Linked DNA regions of Homo sapiens: region 1 is linked to region 2. Evidence: chromatin loops called from intact Hi-C (ENCODE). Cell type or tissue: dorsolateral prefrontal cortex. All regions are shown on one strand. Each heading gives the region's core, and the rest is flanking DNA. Links, peaks and the distances in the headings are about the cores only.

The links. A loop is a pair of places that touch in the nucleus more often than their neighbours do. Peaks named below come from ENCODE experiments on the same cell type or tissue, not always from the same donor. Only the 100,000 strongest peaks of a DNase experiment are listed, where the experiment ranks them.
Region 1: it touches region 2 in a loop (3-fold over the local background); 29 of 110 quality-filtered maps call a loop at or near these places.

The regions. Positions count from the first base shown.
Region 1 is chr11:131,502,751-131,505,662 of GRCh38, forward strand. The region is part of intron 1 of NTM (neurotrimin); the gene reads left to right. Among named protein-coding and RNA genes, the nearest start is that of NTM-AS2, 37 kb to the right of the region's middle. In dorsolateral prefrontal cortex, for the core only: a CTCF peak has its summit at 1,649; DNase peaks (open chromatin) are centred at 1,611 and 1,961; H3K4me3 peaks cover 587 bases; H3K27ac peaks cover 2,500 bases.
Region 2 is chr11:131,406,807-131,409,718 of GRCh38, forward strand. All of the region lies in intron 1 of NTM (neurotrimin), which reads left to right. Among named protein-coding and RNA genes, the nearest start is that of NTM, 38 kb to the left of the region's middle. In dorsolateral prefrontal cortex, for the core only: CTCF peaks have their summits at 1,396 (motif pointing right) and 1,600; a DNase peak (open chromatin) is centred at 1,402; H3K27ac peaks cover 406 bases.

The DNA.
Region 1 (2,912 bases), core at 121-2,620, 96 kb after region 2:
TTATTGACAGATAGATGTATCCTTGGCACCCAGGACCAGCCCGGCACATCAGAGCTGTGTAACACAGCATCTGATCGAATGCTTTTGTTGCCTGAGTGCAGGGTGGAGGACGAGAGACCTGAGATCAACCTTGGCTTTGGCAGGGCAGAAGTCATCATATCCATGGCGAGATGTGATTCCCTCTGGCTGATGGAGATCAAATCCTCACTGGATTCTGTTCAGGAGACAAGGGAAGATGAGGAAGTACAGACAGAGGAAACAGACAACTTTCTCAGGGAGGTTTATGGGTCAGAGAGGAGAGGGACTGCAGTCAGGGTCAGGGAGGCCTTGGCTGTTGCCTCTTTATCTCCAGATGAGAGGAAATAAAGACATTTGTGTGCAGAGTGTGCATGCCCACAGGAACTCTCCAGTAAGGGGAGCCGTTGATGATGAGGGTACAAAGGAATGAGAGCTGATGTCCTGTGCCTGGGGGAAGGTGTGGAGGACTATGCAATCCTGTGCACAGGTAAGGGGCTGTCTGCAGGTAGACCAGCTTCACTCAGCAGAAATAAGAGGAGAGGTTAGAGCAGGAACATGCAGGGTAGATCTGGGGAGGATAAGGTTGAGTGTTGCAGTTTCCATCTGATTGTTTCTGGCTCTGCAGTAATGTAAGAAGTGAGGTCCTCACCGAGGAGGGTCAGAGACAGCAGAAGGTGGAGGAAAGGAGAGCAGGTGCACCAGGAAAACGGACTGGGATCATTGGGTCGTGTCAAGTCCACTTCATATTTGAGGTTACAATTTTTTTTTTTTTGAGACAAGGTCTTACTCTGTTGCTCAGGCTGGAGTGCAGTGGCACAGTCATGGCTCACTGTAGCCTTAACCTCCCAGACTCAAGCAATTTTCCCACCTCAGCCTCCCAAATAGCTGGGACCACAGGCACACTCCACTATGCCTGGCTAATTGTTTCTCTTTTTTTTGTAGAGAGAGTCTCACTGTGTTGCTCAGCCTGGGCTCAAGTGATCCTCCTTCCTTGGCCTCCTAAAGTGTTAGGACTACAGGTGCGAGCCACCACGCCCCACTGAGGTTATACATTTAAACTTAAGCTAAGTGGCAGGGTTGTGCGTGTTTCTTTAATCCATTTGGCTTCTCTATTAGAGGTGAAGTTAACTGGGGTAGGAATTAACTCAGATGCCATCACCAACCCCTACACTGACTACCTTTGTTAGGGTCATTAGTGCTTTAAGGCCAGGCGGGTCAGAGCATGAAGTCCAAAGACATGGCCTTATAAGAATTGGATTCCAGAAAAGGTGCTGATCCAGCTGTCTCTGACCCACACTTCTGAGGACTGCTCATCCAGGGCTCCCTGGCCCCACCAGCTTCCTCCAGGCCCCTGCTTCTGGACACTGTGGCTTGTCCCTCCACATCCCCCTGCCAGTCCCCTTTGAGCCCCACCAGCCACCTCTGTCCTCACCCTTCCTATCTCTGTCTCGCACAGCGCATGCCTGAATTCAGCCTGTTTGGGTTGCCTGTTCCCACTCTGACTTGCAAATGCAGACCCCTTGGGCTCACATTCTGGAGAAAACATAAACACCTCTCCTCTGTTGGCATGGGGATACCCTCAAATTTGGTGGCTCTCGGCTGCCCCCACCTGCCATAAATCAGATAGGACCGCAGCTACCCAGCTCAGCCCTGGTAAACCCCTTGGGGCTTGGCAGGAATGGCTTTCCCGGATCGAATTTCTTGGCAGAGAATTGGAAGGGATTTAAAATAACTGAGCACACCATACCACCCGTTTCCAGCTCCAAATAGAATTTGGAGTCCATTTCACACAGCGCTGGGGTTCTCTCACCCACAGATGGTGTTACCAAAATTGTGTGTGCTGCTGCTCTGTTTGTCTCTAGGCTTGTCTACCTCGACCTGCACTGCTGGCCTTTCCAAACTCTTCCTGGCCTGCGTGCTCCATGGCCATCTGGGTGTCAGCGTGCCCTCACATGTCTGTCAGCTGCCAGACTCCCTGGATCTCTGTCTATTGATTGATCTGTAAATTTCCCGCACTGTGCATCCATCAGCCGTCCACCCCCTCCACTCCTCCTGCATGCACATATGCCTGCCTGCACCCCGCTCCAGCCTGGAGGAAGCTTTCTCTCCTCTTTTGGCAATTGGCGGTCATGTCTCAGAATCCACAATATGTTGATTCTTTTCAGAATCAACACACCCTCTCCTCCGCACTATCTGACCTGGCTGGACAACAGGCAGAGGCTGTTGACATGAGTTGAGGGTGCTGCTCTATACCACAGTGGGGTATACTGCAGGGGAAAGAGGTGTGGTCTCAGAGTCATGAAACCTACCTTCTACTTGACCATTGGGAAGTCACGAATCTCTGAGTCATTCTCCTCATCTAAGAAATAGGGGTAATATTACCTGTCCCACAGGAGTGGTTTGAGGATTTGATGATGTCTCTGTGAAGCTCAGCTCACAGCACAAAGTAGGGATTTAAAAATGCTCTTTAATCTGTGGTCTATGGTAACTATCAAACAAGTAATGCTAACAACGATCATTTATTGAATAATTATTCTCAGTGTGTTAAGGACTTTATATATTTCATTGTGTTTAATTTTTGTAAGACTTAATGACTTTGATCATCAAAGTATGGTTCCCCAAACAGCAGCCTCAGCATTACCTGGGAATAGTTACAAATGCTGAATCTCAGTCTCCATCACCAAGCGTTTTCCATCAGAATTGGCATTTTAACAAGATTCCCAAGATGTTGAAAGTGACATCCTGCGATTATTTACCCCCTTTTCACAGGTGAGGACACTGAGACCTAAACTGGGTGCATAATTTGTCCTGGATCACACAGCAGGCAGCTGGCAAATCTAGGTTCTAAAACTGGCTTCCCAGATATCAGTCCTTCACCACCATGGCAGAGTGTG
Region 2 (2,912 bases), core at 154-2,653:
TCTGAGAAGTGGATAAAAGCTCTTTCCCTCCTCCCAGAGTGCACAAATGTGCTCTAGGGAAATGGATAAATGTACATGCATAAGTAACTTTTCATTGAGCAGCTCCAAAGACCACAGGTAAAGGCACTTTCCTCATACAAACATTGGTTCACATTAAGTCTCTTTTCAAGGTGATTAAAACGACTCAGAAAGTTAAGATGTTCCCTTTTTGCAGTTAAGACCACAGAGTAGCATTTACGTTTTAAATATTGAAGACGCAAGTCTGTCTCTAGCCACAGGCACTGGCTTACTATTTTCTTGGTCCCAGAGCCAGACCAACTAACTCCACTTACCATTTCTATCAGTGGCTTGAGGGTGTCCAGAGAATATAGTTACAAGACTGGATTTTTAAAAGGAAGGAAGAAACCCAAGGCTCTCAGGAGAGGACCGAAGTGACTCAATGTGCCTGTCATGAGATTCAGTAAGTTTTCACCTAAGCAGATCTATTATGTGGCCAGAAAAAACAGTGTCACAAAAGACAGCCCTCTGCACTGGCACTGTCCTTTGCTTGTCAGTTTGTATACAAGAGCTACATACAATGCCCTGGAAAACAGCACTTCGTGGAATTGTGTAATATTTTATAGCAGCATCCAGTCTGCAGACTCAAAATCCCAGTGACTAAGAACAAAGGTGGGACATGCAGAACATATGTGGGAAACATTCCTCGGACCCAGGGGTGGGACAGGTCAGCCAGGGGAGGAGGAGGCTGAAGAAAGGGAAGAGCCACAGAAAGGCTGAAAGTGGGGACAAAAGGCTTCCAGCACCTCCCTTGCACTCTATTTGGGCTTTGTCATACTTTCTGCCTTAACTCAAATACTACAGGGTCATCCCTGATGGGTATAAAGGGGAAGGAGTCATGGGTCAGAAAGAGTTCCTAGGACATTCTTGCCCTCGAGGTTTCCTGGCTTTGCAGCTGGAACCAGGGCTGGCTCCCGGGCAGGGAGAGGAGACGCTTCCTGATGAAGTTCGGGCCCACCCCTTTCTCTGAGCAAATATGCCAGTAGCATTTGGGTTAATGAACTGTGCCTTTTAATAAATGGTTCTTATCTCACCAGAGTGGTGCTAAATTGTCAGGATTTTAAATTAACTTAATAGTTTCGTGGATGGTACTTATTCACTGGTTACTCCGAAAGTAGCGCGGCCCCCAGCCAGGACTTCTTATTGAATTATGCAACAGTTAGTTATTTCATTTAGGTTTAAGGGGAAGTGTTTAGGATTAATGTGCAATGCCTCAGTGCCCCCCTTAATGGGCATTTCCAGGCCTCCCCTAAACTAAAAGCCAGTTATTAATCACTGGGTCACTCAGTTGTTCTGTCGATTGAGAGAAGTGATTGCTCTGGTCCAGGAATGGCCAACACCCTCCCCGGCCAAAAGAGGGAGACAAAACGCCTGTCTTCTCTTGCTCACGTTTGCAAAATATTTGCTGAGATGTGCAAACCCCTATCCTGCCTGTAAGAAGCTTACGTAAGTTAGAAAGTGGAAGTACTATGACAGAGGCAGCTGTGAAATCCTTGGACTTTTGAAGAGGAAGAAAAATGAATTCTGTGGAGAGGAGAGGCAGAGTAGGGGTGAAGCATCTAGAAGGTGCTAACATTTGAAAACTGTATAACATTTATGTGATTGAAAATATGAAGAGCATTCTAGGTAAAATTTTAATCTTGTGCCTCTCTACCAGATAATGATCAGCCTTTGGGCAAAAAGAATTGCCACTTTTGAGTATTTACTTTGAGGCTGGTGTGAGTTCATTGCAGAACCTTATGAGGTATCAACCAGTTTGTTTTCACCTTGCAGATGAGAAAACTGGGGCTCCGAGATGGTAGATGCCTTGTCCAAAGCTCCAGGATTTTTGGCACACAAAGATTCTAACTCAAGCCCAAGTTCATCAGTGACATTGTTTTCTCGTATTCTCAGCTAAATCACTCCTGCCCTGCAGACATCACATCGGCACTCAGATCATCTGCAAAACTTTTGTCAGGGATTCCATTCTGTCACACCACAAACCTGACTTTATTGTTCAGTGGAGGGTGAGGCAATTCCTTTAATTTACTCCAGAGGCATCATATCATCCCAAAGCAGGTTCACCCATCATGCATCAGAAACTACCTTTGGAGAAACAGAAATCAGGTAGCATGTGGCAAGTATCAATGTTGTGCCAAGCACCGTGCCAGGCAGGGACTGCAGCAGGCAAGAGGTTGCTAAGACATTATCTGCACCCTCCAAAGCTGTCAGGGCCTACATAGGAGGAACACTGTCCCCACTAACTGGAGATATGCAAGCCATGACAGAAATCATTGATGTCAGCAAACAACTAACAGGCAGGTGTACAGCCAAATACTAACTGTGAAGCGAAATCTAGTTAAGACTGCAAAGTATTAGCATCAAACACTTGTTTGAGAAGCAGAAGGAAGCAGGAGGGTGTATAATGGAGATTGAGAATGGACATTTACCCCTTTGCACTTTGAGTCCTCATTGAAGCTGCCCCTGAGAGCCCCCATCTGGGCTACAAAGAGGTGTTGGAGGGAGGAAACCTGGAGAAGCTTAGGCACAGCCTTCTGGCTGCCTTCCACAGAGAGGTGCAGGAGTCCCACGGTAGTTAACTGGGACCGCCCTGCTGGGAACTTCAGGTGTCTCTGCCCCCGGGCAAGGACTCTACTGAGACTGAGGAGAAACAGAAAACAAAACCTGGCCCTTTCAGCTTCTCTGCTGGTCCCTGGGAGAGGCACAAGGGGCCTGCTGAGTGGAGTGACCTTGAGAAGGTCGAGCAGGCCTCTGAAGTGGTGCAGCGGCACGGGGGCAGGGGAGCGGCATGAGCCATAAAGGAAATATTGTCTATAAAAGCCCCGTTTTCCCTTTCTTCTGGAGCAGGCACAAGG